Linked DNA regions of Mus musculus: region 2 is linked to region 1. Evidence: chromatin loops called from intact Hi-C (ENCODE). Cell type or tissue: left cerebral cortex. All regions are shown on one strand.

Evidence for each region. A loop is a pair of places that touch in the nucleus more often than their neighbours do. Peaks named below come from ENCODE experiments on the same cell type or tissue, not always from the same donor. Only the 100,000 strongest peaks of a DNase experiment are listed, where the experiment ranks them.
Region 2: it touches region 1 in a loop (4-fold over the local background); 4 of 42 quality-filtered maps call a loop at or near these places.

The regions. Positions count from the first base shown.
Region 1 is chr13:100,843,902-100,851,901 of GRCm38, forward strand. No RefSeq gene overlaps it. Among named protein-coding and RNA genes, the nearest start is that of Slc30a5, 14 kb to the left of the region's middle. In left cerebral cortex, CTCF peaks have their summits at 243 (motif pointing right) and 3,425 (motif pointing right); DNase peaks (open chromatin) are centred at 250 and 3,494; H3K4me3 peaks cover 693 bases.
Region 2 is chr13:101,715,923-101,723,922 of GRCm38, forward strand. All of the region lies in intron 2 of Pik3r1 (phosphoinositide-3-kinase regulatory subunit 1), which reads right to left. Among named protein-coding and RNA genes, the nearest start is that of Pik3r1, 48 kb to the right of the region's middle. In left cerebral cortex, a CTCF peak has its summit at 3,800 (motif pointing left); a DNase peak (open chromatin) is centred at 3,778; H3K4me3 peaks cover 327 bases; H3K27ac peaks cover 337 bases.

The DNA of each region.
Region 1 (8,000 bases):
TTGGGGCGGGGAAAAAGAAAAAAAAAATAAAAATTTTGTTTAACTAAATTTGAGATAGGGTCTCTCTGTGTAGCCCTGTCTGGTCTAGAACTCACTATGTAGACCAGGCTGGCCTTAAAATTGCCTGTCTGCCTCTCAAGTGCTAGGATTAAATTGCATGTACCACCACACTAACCCTCGTCCCCAAGATATGTTTTGTGTGTGACTATGACATAAGGGTGCCAGTGCATGATGAGGCCAGAAGAGGGTGCCAGATGCCCTGGAGCTGGAGTTAAACAGGCAGTGATGAGCCTCCTGCTCTGGGGTGAACTGGACAAATGAAATTATATTTGTTATCTTCTTCATAGATACCTGGGTTGTTTCCATTCTGGGATATAATAGATGAAGCTATTATACGAATTTTTGTGTTGACAAGTATTTCCTTCCTTGATGGTAAATATCTAGGAGTGGAATTGTCAGATCACAGAAAATCATTATTGTAAGCACTTTTACCTTTATAAGATGCCCAATAATTTTATAGGCCTATCGACAATGTATGAGAGTTCTGATTGTTGCGTCTCTGTGTTAACCTTTGATGTTGTCAAATCTTTTCAATTGAGTGACTTTTTGACAGATGTACACATAATAGTATCCCCTTTAAACTACATTTTCTTCAATGACTTAAAAAAAAAAGCCCAAACAAACAAACAAAAAACAACCTGTGAGTATTTTTTATGTTCCTGACATTTCTTTTTTTTAAATATTTTTTTATTACGTATTTTCCTCAATTACATTTCCAATGCTATCTCAAAAGCCCCCCCCCCCCCCCATGTTCCTGACATTTCAATGTCTTCTTTTGAAAAGTGTCTTGGGTATTCCAGAGGCATACATTCAGCTGGAAAGGCCTGGAGCCATCTTGATTTGTGTACTGCTATGATTGCCCCAAGAGAAACCACAGTTGTGGCTTTCCAAGTTTGCTATCCCAGAAAACTCTCGTCGCTTCCACTGTCTCTTTATCTGCCTCTGTCTCTTTCTCTCTGTGTTTCTCTGTCTCTTTCTTTCTCTGTGCCTCTATCTCCCTGTCTCTCTGTCTCTCCGCCCCATTCTCTGTCTCTCTGTGTATGTCTCTCTCTACATCTCTCTCTGCCTCCCTATCTCTCTCTTTTTCTGTCTCTCTCTTTTCCTGTCTCGTTGTCTCTCACTGTCTCTTTCTCTATATCCCTGGGTCCCTGGGTCCCTGTCTCTGTCTGTCTGTCTGTCTGTCTGTCTGTCTGCCTGTCTGCCTGCCTGTCTCTGTGTCTGTGCACATGCATATGTGCTTGTACTTAGTTTGTGAGACCAGGTCTCACTGTGTAGCTCAAGCTGGACTGAAACTCGTGATTCTCCTGCTGTAGCCTTCGGAGTGCTGGGCTTACTACCATCACATCGAGCTCTTAGCTGATTTTCTTTCCAAATGGTACTTAATAAGCTTTTTAAAGCCAGTCAGTAACAAGTGAGGGTTTCTTCTACTTTAAAATCCAGTTCCCTGAAACTAAAAAGTAAGGTTTGTGTCGTCAGCCATGGTTGTAGCATACATAGAGTGATGACATCATTTCTAGTCACTGTTGCTTTCCTGAGGCCTATTGGCCATTGCATAATTTCCATGCAGGAACAAAAGATGGACGCCAAGCATCCAAGGAGAGTGATTTCAGAAGCGAATCCTTTCTCTTGAATACCTAAAGATCTTTTACTCTTCCTCTTTGCAGCACTCCATGATGCTAATGGTATAGGACATGTGTGTGCTCTGGTTTGCCTTCATACTATAAATACTTTGAGAGTGTGCTGACTAAAGTTGACAAAGGCTAGAGCTGTCTGAGAGAAGAGAACCCAAATGAGAAAATGCTTCCACAAGATTGGGGTGTAGGCAAGCCTGTAGGGCATTTTCTTAATTAGTGATTGATGTGGGAGGGTCTAGCCTATTGTGAGTGGGGACACCCTGTGCAGATGGTCCTGGGTTCTATAAGAAAGCAGGCTGAGCAGGCTGTGGGGAGCAAGCCAGTAAGCAGCACCTCTCCATGGCCTCTGCGGCAATCCAGGTTCCTGCCCTGTTTGAGTTCCTTTCCTGATTTCAGTGATGTGCTAGAGTAAGCCACATCTAATTCTTCCTCCCCAAGATGCTTTGATCATGATGTTTCACCACAGCAAATGATACCTCGAGTAAGGTAGAGATCATAGGCATGTTCCATTTGTATCCTCTATACCACCCCGAACTGATAATCAGTAAGTCTTATACACACAGAAATAAACAAAAAAACAAAACAAAACAAAAAAACCAAATAACAAACCCAAAACACTTGTTTAATAAAAATGTAAAACAAAAGAAACCCAAGCCCCCAAACTGAAACAAAACACTAAAAAAACCCGTCTCCCCCCCCTCCCCCAAACTCAAATCTACAAATCTCCACAATATACCAAGCCGAGAGAAAAACTGATTAATGAGCCATAAGTTGCATCATTGTCTTGTTCAGGAGATGAGTCATGACTGAGATGCCAGGGTCTCCTCCCGCATCCCTGTGGGCACAGCATTCGGGGACAGAGATCAGCTGTAAGCACACTAAGTGGCTGTACTTGTCATCACTAGGAAACTTACAGTCATCAGTCTTGGAGTTCTGTGCTCGCAGCCGTGGCCCCTAATGTACAGAGCTGACTGGAGGTTACTTACAGAGAAGCGTGCTTTAGTCAGCCCAGGCTGTTTACCAGTGCACCACAGGCAGCGTGGCTGCTGAAGCAACCAACACAGATATTTATTATGCCTTATAACATTAGCAAAATTATAGTTATGAAGTAGCAATGAAAATCGTTTTGTGGTTGGGGGATCACCAGAACATGAGGAGCTATATTGAGGGTCTTGAACTCACAGCCCCAGGAAGGTTGAGATCCACAGACGCAAGGATCCCAACTTGAGTGTGGGTGGTCTTGTTCTCACAACTGAACACAAACCTTATTAGTGCTCAAAGGCCCCACTTCCAAATGCTATCACCTGTGATGACTGGGGTTTCAACATAAAAGCTTTGGTGGCGGGGTAAACAAATATCAGTACAAACGGGTGTGGTGGTTTACAACTATAATTCCTAACGTGTGAAAGTAGAGGCTGGAGGGTCCGGAGCTCAAGATCACTCTCTGATACAGAGTAAATAGCCTGGGCTGCAGGAGACTGTCGCAGCCGCCAAACCAAATCCCATTCGCTCTCCAGCAGAGGCAGTGGCAAATTATATTGTAATCTCTATTTTAAAGAAAAGCTCAGTGGCTGAAGTTGGTGAGCCTAAGCTGTTCGAGCACTGTCCTAACGACAATGGGCTCACCATCTTCAGTCTCGTCATTCATCTGAGTTCATTTGTTAGGTATCAAGTGTTGTGTGATGTAATGAAGAAATCAGCCTGAAGAGAAGGGAGAGAAGAAAAAAATGTGAAGCCACTAGAGGACGATGTAATACAACAATACAATGAATCCAGACAGTACAAACACAGTGGAAGCTCCGCGGAGTGGGCGGGCGGGCACTGCAGCCTCCCGGGACTGGGGAGCGAAGCTGGCCTTCAGCTGCATCTTCCCATCTGCCCAGGGAAAACAGCTCACGCGTACTTGAGAACTCCCACTTTAGAGGCTGACTTTGGATGAGTTTTACTGAAAGTCTAGCGTGTCTTTGGCCGATTTTCTGCCTCTTGCAGGTCTCCTGAACTTCTTTTCCCTCTCAGAAAAGCTCACCCCTGGGAATGGGCTAGGATGTGGCTCAGTGAGTAGAACGCTTCTTTTCCTCCCATCCTAACCCTTGCTTTCAGTTCCAAGGAGCCAGTAAAAAAAAAAAAAAAAAAAAAAGGCATGGTGGTCCGTGCCTGTAACCCTCAACTCCTGGGAGTTGGAGGCAGGAAGATCAGAAATTAAATTTAAAGTGGCAAGTTGCAGGCCCTCTGGGTTACATGAGACCTTGTCTCAAAAAAAAAAAAAAAAAGGTTATTTATTTATTTATTTTTCTGTTGAATGCAGCTGGATTTTGGGTTTTGATCACCCAGAGGCTAACTTACTTTCACTGTAATACATTTTGATTTTTTTTTTTTTTTCATCATTTGGATTACTGAGGAGTTTCTAATTCATTCTTTTTTTTTTTTTTTTTTTTTTTTTTTTTTGATTTTTCGAGACAGGGTTTCTCTGTGTAGCCTTGACTGTCCTGGAACTCACTTTGAAGACCAGGCTGGCCTCGAACTCAGAGATCCGCCTGCCTCTGCCTCCTGAGTGCTGGGATTAAAGGCGTGCGCCACCACGCCCCCCCTAATTCATTCTTGAAAAAAATTATTTAATTAATTTTAAACAGAGTTTCACTGGCTAATCTGGACCTCTATGTAGGCTAGGCTGGTCTTGAGCTCACAGAGATCCATCTGCCTTTGCTCCACACCTGGCTCAATAACACTTTGATATCAAGCTGGATAATTGTTTGAAATTGGGCCTCATTATATACTGCAAAATGGACTTTAACTCACACATGTAGCTGAGGCTGGCCTTGAACTCTTGATCCTCCTGCTTGTTGGGATTCTGGGTATGTGACGCTATTTCCAATTTAAGTAATTCTTTGAATGTGTTCCCTTGTTTCGTCCTTTCATACTTGTATTTCCATCACAATATGATCTGAGTGGAGACTTTGAGAATGTCAGTAGTGTTCTTTTGATGAATCTTTGTATTTAAAAAGGGCACCAGAATATTTGTCTTGGATTTATAAGTATTTAAAATTACTTACTGGAGTCCTCAGTCACTATGAGTTGCATATCGAGTGCTTGCCTCCATAAAGCATGCCCTTAGCATGCACTAGGTGAAATGAATAGACCCCTGAGTGGGGGAGGGGGGCTCCACAAGTTCTTGAGGAATCTCAGAGAGAGACAGAACAGAAACCCTGTCAGAGTTCAGCTTGCTTGTCCATAGGTCACAGGAAATTCATGTCCAGAGCCTTTTGTTGAGGGAAGTGGCACTGGGAAGTTCCTGATTCATAGATCGTCATATTCTAGATGAGTATGATGCCTATGGCCGATGCTTTATCTAAGGTCATTTCAAGATCAGAAACATCAACATTGTTAAGTTTGTCTTTGTTAAGGTTTTTATTGCTGTGAAGAGACACCCTGACCACATCAACTCTTATTAATTTTTTTTTTTTTAAATTGAGGCTGGCTTATAGTTTCAAAGGTTTAGTCCATTATCATCAGAGTGGGAAGCATGGAGACATGCAGGCAGACAGGGTGCTGGAGAAGAAGCTGAGAGTTCTACGTCTGGATTGGTAAGTAGCAGGAGACTGTGCCACACTGGGAATAGCTTGAACATAGAAGACCTCAGAGCCCGCCTCCACAGTGACACACTTCCTCTATCAAGGCCACTCCTACTCCAACAAGGCCACTCCTATTCCAACAAGGGCATACTTCTTAATAGTGTCACTCCCCCTGGGCTGGGCATTCACCAACATGGAGTCTATGGAGGCCACTCCCTTTCAAACCACAAAGCCTAAAGCAGGTTCCCCTGATGGCAATGTTGCTGACATTGTCCTAAATGACAGCCTGGGCACAGGTCAGGATGGATTCTGACCAGGTAAACAAAAAGGTCTCCAGTGGATAAACAAAAGCGCCAACTTGTCATTTCCCAGAAACCTGGGCGGGGGGGGGGGGGGGAGGGGGAAGTGGGTTTCTGCTTGTTAGAAAAGCCATTCATTTTTTTTAACCACCCCTATAGCTAACCACCTCCAGCAATTGGGGTATGGTTCTCAATTAAGCAAGCTTGCAACAGATCGAAGTCCCCATGCTAGGTCTCAGGTGCCACAAGCCACCTACTACACTCTTCCTCCCAGAATGTTCTTGTTCACAGGCTTTATCCAGCCGCAGCCTGGTGCCTTAAGACTGGCGAGGTTCTCCTCATTTTGGTGTTCTCTCTTTGTGGCCATACACACCCCAGAGAGACAGCCCTGGCAGCTTGAATTCCCCCAATAAATCTTAATTTCTACCCATGGAATGGCCCAGTTCATTGGAACTTTGTTAGAAATGCATACTCTCGAGCTGTTACTGGAGATGCACTGGATCATAACTTTGGGGGCAGCTCATGCTTTCCTAAGCCTTCCAGGCCACCCCATGCTCAAGTTTGAGAAACGTTGGTCCAGTGGCCTATGAGGTGGTCTACAGACTACTAGCTGAGTCTCGAGTGTTGATCTTGGCAGTTGGTAAGTGTAAGGTAGGTGGATGGTAGTGGCCAGACCAGGAGTGGCCAGATGGGGGCCAGGATATAGATGGAAAGAGGCTGTTGGAGTTAAGAGTTGGGTTAGTTGTGGGGTCAAGATACAGTGAGATGCTGGTTGATAGCAGATGAGCTGAACAAGGAGAATTCCCGAGTTATCCACAATCGTGGAGTCAATGGACAGAGTCCACAAGTAAGCGTGGCTACCTGGGTTCCTTTGTTAACCCCTGACGAATTGCTACTGACCAGGTTTCAATTTTATCAGAAGCTCTACTTGAGTAACTTGGAGTTGTCTTGATACGCACACTGTGTAGCTCACTTGTACTATGATTTAGCTTAATGTACAGTATATAAGTTAAATCTCTCTCTCTGTGTGTGTGTGTTTGTGTTGGGTGTGAACCAGAAAAGTTTCTGTAAACTGAAATAACAGAAGCTGAACTAACTTTAGCTTCATAGAGAAACTGGTTGGATTTCTTGCCTAGTGGTTTGGCTTGGTTTTTGAGAAGTAACCAAAGAAAATGTATTTATATCAAGGCTTCCATATTCTTTGTTTACCAAGGCAGGTCAACAATGTGAAATACAATGAAACTGCTGTGGACTGAATCATATCTCTGGAAGTTCATATATTAAAGGCAGAGCTCCCATGTGATGGTGGTATTTGGAGATTAGGGCATCTAAATAGGTTTAGATGAGGTCACAGTGAGATTATAAAAAGATGACAGAGAGCCTGATCTTTTCCTACCATGTGAAGATCCAGGAGGAAGGCAGCTGTCTGCATGCACTGAAGAGAGCTTTTCCGCAAAAGGCCTCAACTGCTGTGAGAAACCAACTCTTGTTTAAGTACTATGGTTGGTGGTCCTTTGTTGTGACAATTCAGATCTGTCAAAGATACACTTCATATGGTATGATGGCATAGACCAGGAGTCTATGGCATGTAAGTTGTTGGTTATGCATCAGGACTTAAACTTTTCTTTTGCTAGATACATCAGAATATGGACCCATCAATGGCCCCAAGTTTCACAGGCTTCTTTGAGTAGACTTTTGGGAGACTTAAGATTCCTTCTCTAGTTGCTCTGGAAAGCTAATTCTGTAATGTGTCTTGATTCACTTGTTTCTTTTAAATCTTGCTGTAGTTTTTATTTGAAGCTCAAGCTGTTGCTTTTTCTTTTTCTTTTTTTTTAACCTTAGAAACAAAGCCTTTCATATGTTCTTGAGTTGTGTTTTTATTTTATTCTTTGAGACAGGGTCTATCTAGCCTTGTCTAGCTTGGAACTCAAACTCATAGAGACCCACTTGCTTCTGCCTCCCGAGTACTGAGGTTATAAAGGCCTGAGCCACCATACCCAGCTTTTTTTTTTTTTTTTAAAGATTTATTTATTTATTATATGTAACTACACTGTAGCTGACTTCAGACACACCAGAAGAGGGCGGCAGACCTCATTACGGGTGGTTGTGAGCCACCATGTGGTTGCTGGGATTTGAACTCAGGACCTTCGGAAGAGCAGTCAGTCAGGGCTCTTAACCACTGAGCCATCTCGCCAGCCCCATACCCAGCTTTTGAGTTGAGTCAAAAAAAGATTTATTTAGTGTATGTGGGAGTTTGCCTACATATATTTCTTTGTACCATATTTGTGTAGTGCTAACAGAGGACAGAAGTGGGCATTATATTCCCCGAATCTGAAATTAAACTGAGGAATTCTGGAAGATCAGTTAGTGCTCTTAACCACTGAGCCATCTCTAAAGCTCCCCTTGAGTTGGTTTATATCACCTTGAGAAGCTTCTCC
Region 2 (8,000 bases), 870 kb after region 1:
GGCAATGGCCAAGTACTGGTGGGTTCAAGAAAAGCCACCTCAACAGCAGCATCCGCTTATGTATCTCCTGCCCCCAAGTTAGACAGCAGATGTATTCTCTTCCATTCTCACACTGTTTTGATATACAGGTAATCAGGGGTACACACAGTGGAGCAGTGGGCACCCCTGTTCATAGCAGATGGAAGTAGGAACACCTTGCAGAACAAGGTGAGCGAGGGCTGGACGCAATGCTCACATCTCTCCTATATACATTTGATACTAAACCTCACCATCAAATGTATAAAAACGTGTTACAAATGCTCCAATGAAGCCAGATCATAGGAGGAGTTTGAGAAGCCCCAGATGCAATTAGAGGAGATGGAAGGGACTGGAAAGTTAACATGGTGACCCCAGAGGCCAGGAAGATGTCTGATCTCAGCTGGCAAACCCACTGATCAGGCAGAAGCAAATGCTGGCCAACGGAGGACAGAATTTGAGGAGGAGGAGCTGCCAAAGCAGTAAACTGGTTCAGATGAACAATGCTGAGAGTTTTAAGAAAGGCTGGATGGACATCAGAGGCAACAGAGAATCACCAGACCCCATCCTAGTCAGCCATTACTTTTCTCTGACATTTAAAAATATACTGAAAACTTGAATGCCTGGCTATACTCCACCTAGACCCAACAATTAATATTTTGTCATAAATGTTATCTGTAATTATTTTTATGGTACATTTCAAGGTAAGGGATGTGATTCAGTTGCCTTGGACTATATTGTGTTTCCCATAAATCATATGTTGAAGTCCTTTGAGGTACCACCCTCTGCCCCTAAAGTGAGGATACTCAAGAGACAGCCTCTGGAAGATTATTGAGTTTAAATGAGGTTTGTGTGTGTGTGTGTGTGTGTGTGTGTGTGTGTGTGTATGGGGGGGGGGGGGTCCTTCATAATGAGAGCAGTGGTCTCACACTTTCCAGAGGAGGATCTGTGGAAGGAGGCATAAGGCTTCCTTACCAGGTCTTTACCAAATTACCAGAGTTTACTAAGGTTTTATGGTAACCTGAGCTCATGTATCAAGATCCACACCTAAAGTGAAAACAAAGCAAAACAAAACAAAACAAAAAACTTCCTTTGTCTAGAAAGTCAGTAGCAAACTCTTTTAAGTATTTAGAAAACACCTCTATGGGTAAGAATGTTTCTGACAGTGATGAAGAAAGAGGGTTGCTGTATAAGGTTTCAGGTACTTATCAATAATTCCAGCTGAGCAAGTGATTGATACCCATGCTTCGAGATCTCAGACCACAACTTTCAAGGAGCAAGAATTGAGGATGAGTGTTCCTCCAGCTATAAAGAGAAAAGGACGCCAGGAGCCAGAATACTGATAGCTGTTCCCTAGCTGTGCTTGGTTTCAAAGGCTGGTTTTACAGTGAAACTCCGCAAAACACCTTGTGTTACGCAGCAGATGGAACTAAGTAGAAGGTCTCCCTGTCTCAGTGATTAAGTTGGATATCCTACCTAATGTCATATCAACAGATATTGGGGGCAGAGACCCTTGTTGTTTGGTGCATCTCGAGAGTCACAACTTGACTGAGGTCCCGAAGTTCTGGCTAAGGGCAAGACTCCTTGGTTTGGATGTGTGGTTTGGAGAGACTGTGGAAATGGGGCATTGGAGATGCAGTGGAGCCCAGTTACCATGACTAGAGGTGAGAAGCCCCTTGTCTTTCACTCTCAAACCCCTAAGAGCTTGGGAGGCCGTATAATTATCCCCATTTTACAGATGAGGAAAAGGAAGATTTAAAATAACGACGTGATTTGCCCAAAGTTAGTACAGCAGTTAAGTGGCAAACTAATCTGAATGGATCCAGTTTGCTTTCTTGGGAGGCCCACTTGGTGCGCGCTGGAGGTTACCCAGCCAAGAACAGAGGCTGCAAAAAGCTTTGAATAAGATGGATATAAACGATCCTGGCAACACGTACGGGCCTTGGTGACAAGAAGCATGTTTGTTCAAGTCGGGCTGGGATTGGTGGGTCAGCATCTTACCATCACTTCTCCTTTATCAGGCCTGAGCCCCTGCCAGGCTAAATATTTTTGGGACAGCATTTATTAAATATTTTTCTCATAAGGCTAAACTAAGCACATTCTTCCTCAGGAATGTCACTGGGTTTATTCAGCTAAAAATAACTGGCCAACTTATCATATTTGGCAAACTATGAAGGGCTCACTGTGAGTCATCAGGTGGAAGAAAGGTCCAGTAAAGACCTGGGCACTGGTGGGTATGAGCATTAGCTGCCCTTCCAAAGGACTCAGGATCGATTGTCAGTGCCCGCACAGCAGTTCACAATGGCTAACTCCAGTCCCAGGAGATCCAGTGACGACTTGTGGCTTCTGAAGGCAGGACATGCACACGGCACCCACACAAAACACCCATACGTGTAAAAATAAATAACCACAACAAAATATATGGAGACTAGAATATCAGAGGAAGAAGAAGAAGAAGAGAAAGATGGATTGCATATGGGATGGGCAAGAAAGATGAATGACTCAAAAATACTGAATGGAAAATTCACAATAAAATTCGAGAAATACATGAGAAACTGAGGTTGTAACAGTCAGAGTTATTCATTAACAAAACCCCTTAATTAAAAAAAAAAAAGACACAGGCAGAAAGCTTTATTCCACAGAATAAAGGCAAATGATCTTGAGATAAAGGTAAACACAGCCTTAATGGTGTGAAGGGTCATGGTTTGAAAGAAGTCAAGCAATATGTCTTTACTACTACTGTTCCGCGCGGGCAATTAATTCTGGTGGGCGAACACATTTTCCTCTATCAAAAGACACCACATTCATCAAATAAATGAACACAAACTTACCCACCTCTTCACTAAAGAAGTGACCTTGGCTTTAAGAACGTTAAATGGGCCCACTGAAGCAAGATGGACTGTCTCAGTACAGTCTCTTACAAGCACCGCCAGTTGGAACTAGTACTAAGCTATGGCAACTCATTTATGTCAGGCTAACTTTTTTTTTCCCTTAACTGCAATACCAGGAAGCACTGTAGATAGAACTGTCGCAAAATATTAAGTATATATTGATTGCATCTGACCTTGTTCCGCCAAAGATTCTCAGAATAAGCTAACAAACAGGGAGATGACATTTGAGGAGTGCTTGTGTCGTAATAATTGCTTAAAGGTCTGGGGGGCGGGGGGGGGAGCGTGAAGTAGGCAACTCAATATAAAGGAGCAACCTGCTGAATGAAAAGTTGTAAAATAAGCCTGCCGCCCATCTGGGTGGCAACCAGTCAGGCTTTTTAATCAACACCTTAGCTCCTACTCCTGCAGACAGGACGCAGCTGAAACTTCCTGGCTGCAAAGTGGGATTGGTGGGAAAATGCTGATTTTCTATAAATGGAAATACCTGGGATGTTGTTAATGAAAAAGAACCAGTGACTCAGCCTGGCAGAGGGGAAGGCACTGCCCTCGCTGTGGGGTGCTCTCTTCTGCCATTAGCATCTCACAGAGGACCCTTTCTGTGTTCCCCTTCCGCCCCGCTTAGCCACTACTTCTTTGTAGGGTTGAACAGGAAGTGATAGCGCCTGCACCATGGGAAGGAGTTTTGTACATTTTGTTCTATCAGATTAGCCCCAGTAACTTTATGAATTATGAGCTGTCAACTCCTTTTTCAACCGCTATAGAATATGCTTCTTAGAAATTGTAGCTATAAATAAAACAACAGATGTTTTCAATTGGCTCCAATAGCGCTTGGGCAACTTCGTTCAAGGGGAGAAGTGAAAAGAAATCATTGTAAGACTGCGTTAGGGCTCCGCCTGCTGGTCGCTTTTGCAACAGCCTTGTAAAGACATGCTCATTGAAGCCACTTAGGAAAACCAGAGAGGGGTTAAAAGCCAGCCGTGGCCTCTCTGTGAGTTTTATGTTTTGTATGACTAGATCCTCTTCTAGGCACAACTGTCACTATATCTAGAAAAGAAAAGGGGGGGAGGGGGATCCAAAAGAGGAGGAACATGCTTGAGCTGTTCCTGGTTTCTCTATGGGCAGTGAGAGTCAGGGAACTTTGAACTAAATATCCAGTATCTCGGGATCCTCGCGGTGCAGCTGAGAGAAATTGTCAAAGATTAATAGGATTAATAAGACCAGCCATATTAAACTGCTTCTAGTTCTTAAACTCTAGGGGGGAGTTGGAAACATAGCTAAATAGGAAAGTATTAAATTTACACCTTTCAGGTGGATTTAGCAGCCAATGGTTGATTGGACTGAGCGTGGGGGGTCCCCTCCCTGATGGAGGAGTTGGAGAAGGGACTGAAGGAGCTGAGGGGGTTTGCCGCCCCGTATAGGGAGCAACAGTGTCAACAGGCCAGTCACCCCGGAGCTCCTGGTGACTGGACCAACTACCAAAGAATACACATGGAGGGACCCATAGCTCTGGCTGCATATGTGGCAGAGGATGGCCTTGTTGGACATCAGTGGGAGGAGCAGCCCTTGGGCCTGAGGGTGTTCAATGCCCCAGTGTAAGGGAAGCCAGGGCGGGAGGTCGAGAGTTGGGGGGGGCGCACCCTCATAGAGACAGGAGAAGGGGGAATGGGATAGGGGGGTTTCCAAAGGGGAGACCTGGAAAGGGGAAAACATTTGAAATGTAACTAAAGAAAATATCCAAAAAGTGTTCTCTGCTGCCATGCTACCGAAACCCTGTCAATCACGTGTTAGGGATGGCTGGCATCAGCAAGCACAGGTTCCTTCAAATGTGTGTGCAAAACATTAGAAAGTGAGAGGGTGGTAGGAGTCACTGACACATCGTCTGGTTACAATGACCTATCCTTCTGAACCTAAGGTGTGGGGCTTAAAGCAGGCTTTGCAAATTAAGTATTCATTTTCACTCTGCTAGAATAAAAAAGACTGAAGAGCTCCGGTGACCTCTGAACATGGACCTCGCAGAAGACAACGGGCCATGTGGCCTTAACGTGAATCTCAAAGCCTGGGGCAGCTACAAATCAGAGATCATGGCTGCAGGAGCCTCTGTGTGTTCAGATCTGGTGGGGAAGGAAGACCGTGGAACTGCGAATAGCATGAAGCCAGTTAGTGAGGGAGGAAAGGGGATAGTGGAAACTATGGTACACATTCAGGCCGCTACACATTGAGGCCACTTCCGGGAGCCGACACAGCAGCCTCCTTGTCTCCTTTGGGATAGACTGGGAGGCTGGTGTGAGTGCTTACCCTCCCCCCCTCCCCCCCCCCCCCCCCCCCCGCAAAGAGGTTAAGGCTCTAGGAGGGCTTCTCTTTCCAGTCCTCACTCTTCCCTACTTCTGAGTCATCTGTCAAAGTAACCTCCTTTGATGGTTTTGGAATTCTGAGCAATGCATGCACAGCACTATAGGACTCTGAGAAAAGGGTGGGGGAACAAATCTGCCTGTGAACTACTACAGTCAGTCAATGACAGGACAGGGACAGGTGGCTTAGTCTGAGGAGCCCACTCTGCTCCCACCACAGGTTATTCTGGGGTGTGTGTGTGTGTGTGTGTGTGTGTGTATGTGTGTGTGTGTGTTACCATTCAGTCATTTCATTCTTCAGAAAACTATGTTTTTTAAAATGTGGTTATGGGAAAATAATCCCGTTCCACACAAGATCAGAGACAATGCACTAAGGCCAGAGCATCTGAACTGTGGGTACAAAGACTGTCGTCGTCATCGTCGTCATCGTCGTGGCCAACATGATGATGATTTAATATGTGCTACATTCTGGACTTGAGTGGGTGTACTGAAATTTCCAAATACAATTGTCCACAACACCGTGAGGAGGGCTCTGCCATCATCCCATCTTTATGAGGAGGTGGGCAGACCGGAGACCCAGATAAAGAATTTGTTCAGTCTCACACAACCAAACCAGCCAGAACCAGCATTCAATTCAAGGGACTCCCCATGTACTAAGTAAGTACTTCATCAATGGACTGTCCAGAGCCAGATGGCAACATTATTAGTGGTTCTGTGGCCAGAGAACGGACTCAGGAAGTGAGAACTGCTCCTTGCCTGGTCTGGCCTTTACAGAACATAGTCTTCTTTCCTAAGAGAGTCCACCATTAAATGCATAGCATATCTGATTGCTGGCTGTCCAATGGAAGCAAGCCCCATCATAGCGACTCGACACACATCCCTCCTCACTCTTAAAAACCACAAGAGTGCTTGTGAGAGCAGCTTGGGCACAGTTCTCTCCTTTCCCAACTGACCATTCACTTTGGAAGGGGAAAATGCCAGATCTTAGATGAAATCACGCAGAATACATGACACAGCCACCATGTGGACTTCAGACTGGGACAGAAACAAGTCACAGGGCCCTGCAACAGGGGCTCTGAACAGAAGGAGGCGTGGAATCAAGTTTCCTGACATGCATCCTGCACTTACTCTTATAAATGTAAAACAGAAAATGAATTAACCAAAACTTTTACGGTCATTCTTGCCCGCCCTAGTCACACTTGGAACAATGTCAGCACAGAGCAAGGACCTGCCAGCAGGCTGTGACACAAGACTGGTAGACTCAGAACTGGGTAGACAGCAGTGCTCTTTCAAACAGTCTTCCGATCTTCTTCTGTGTGGCTTTGGTCATCTGGGGGATGTATTCATTTCAAAATAAAAACTATTAAGACAAACAAATGAACTATACCATAGTGTTCCAAGAGGATCGAGTAAGCAGGCACACTTTTACTGGGGTTATTCAAGATGGCTCTGCCCTCCTGGAAAGGCATTTGGGCTGAGCTGAGTGGAGCTGGGAACACCCACAGCATTTGACACAAGCCAAAAACCTGTTGGGTTTCCAGCTATCTCGGAGTTTGTCATAGTGTCCAGCGTGAGAGCAGGACATGAGCAGGGCTCTACTGAAACGGTGTGATTAGTAAGGTTCTTGCATCTGACGCTTCTCCATCTGTCCCTGGCTTCCCTTTAAACGAACAGGAAGTTTGACTGTGTGCCTCCTGCTTCGAGACCATCATCTGCTAACTGCAGATGACAGAAGGTTCAATTACCAGGGAAAGACTGGCATCGCTTAGCCATTAAGTCAGAAAGCCCACACGGTCTGCTTAGGTTCACATCTGGACAATATGAGCAGGAATAATTTCATTTATTAAATTAGGGGTTATTAACATGTCCCATATTGGCTGAAAGACAAATGGACAGAAGTTATAATATAAAAGGGGTCGAGGTAGAAATATCTACCAATATTAGAGACAGAAGCAGGCTCCTTATAGAACTGAGTTTCTTCTTGATAAGATGGTCCAATGGTATACATTTTAGTAGTACAGTTGTCACCAATTCAGTCTTTATAGAGCATTCGGGTTAATGACCTCATTCTTATGAAGACATGGAACTATTTTTCAAGGGTGGTGGTTACAGTCTTAAGTCTGAGCTGCACACTTCGGATAAGAATGATGACAGAGAATGGCTGAGCCATGCAGCCATTCCTTAAGCTGCAAAGCTGTCTTCCTGCATGAAGTGACTCCTAAAACCCAACTTAGAAGTGGCCTGTGGACCTTCAACCCAGCACCTAACACTTATAAAAAGCACAACGAGTTTCATAATGCAAATAGCCTTTAATCGTTTGGGCCCAGAAGAGAGTTTTCTTTAAACACGTGAGTAGCTTTTGTTCTTTTTCATTGCAAGGTGTTGGTGGTGGGGAGCGGGTAACAGAGACTAGAGTTGCAGACAGTTTCCATCTTAGACCACGTATTACAAATTACCAAAACCCACCAAATTAAAAAAGGAAAAAAAATTATTCTGGAAAAGCAGCAAGAGAATGGGAAAGTTATGTTTTCCACAGGGGAATCTCCCTCGGAAATGTCACTTCCTGGGTAACAGATGCTGCACACAATGCATGCGTGAACAAGCAGTTAACACAGAGCAGGGACCAGATATTAGATACGGAGTCTCCCTCAGAAATGACAGTTCTAGTTTGGTTTTTTTTAAGCTATACAATAAATGATTGGTTGGAAATGTTAATGTACTCTGGAAAAATTATCTGACAAAGGAA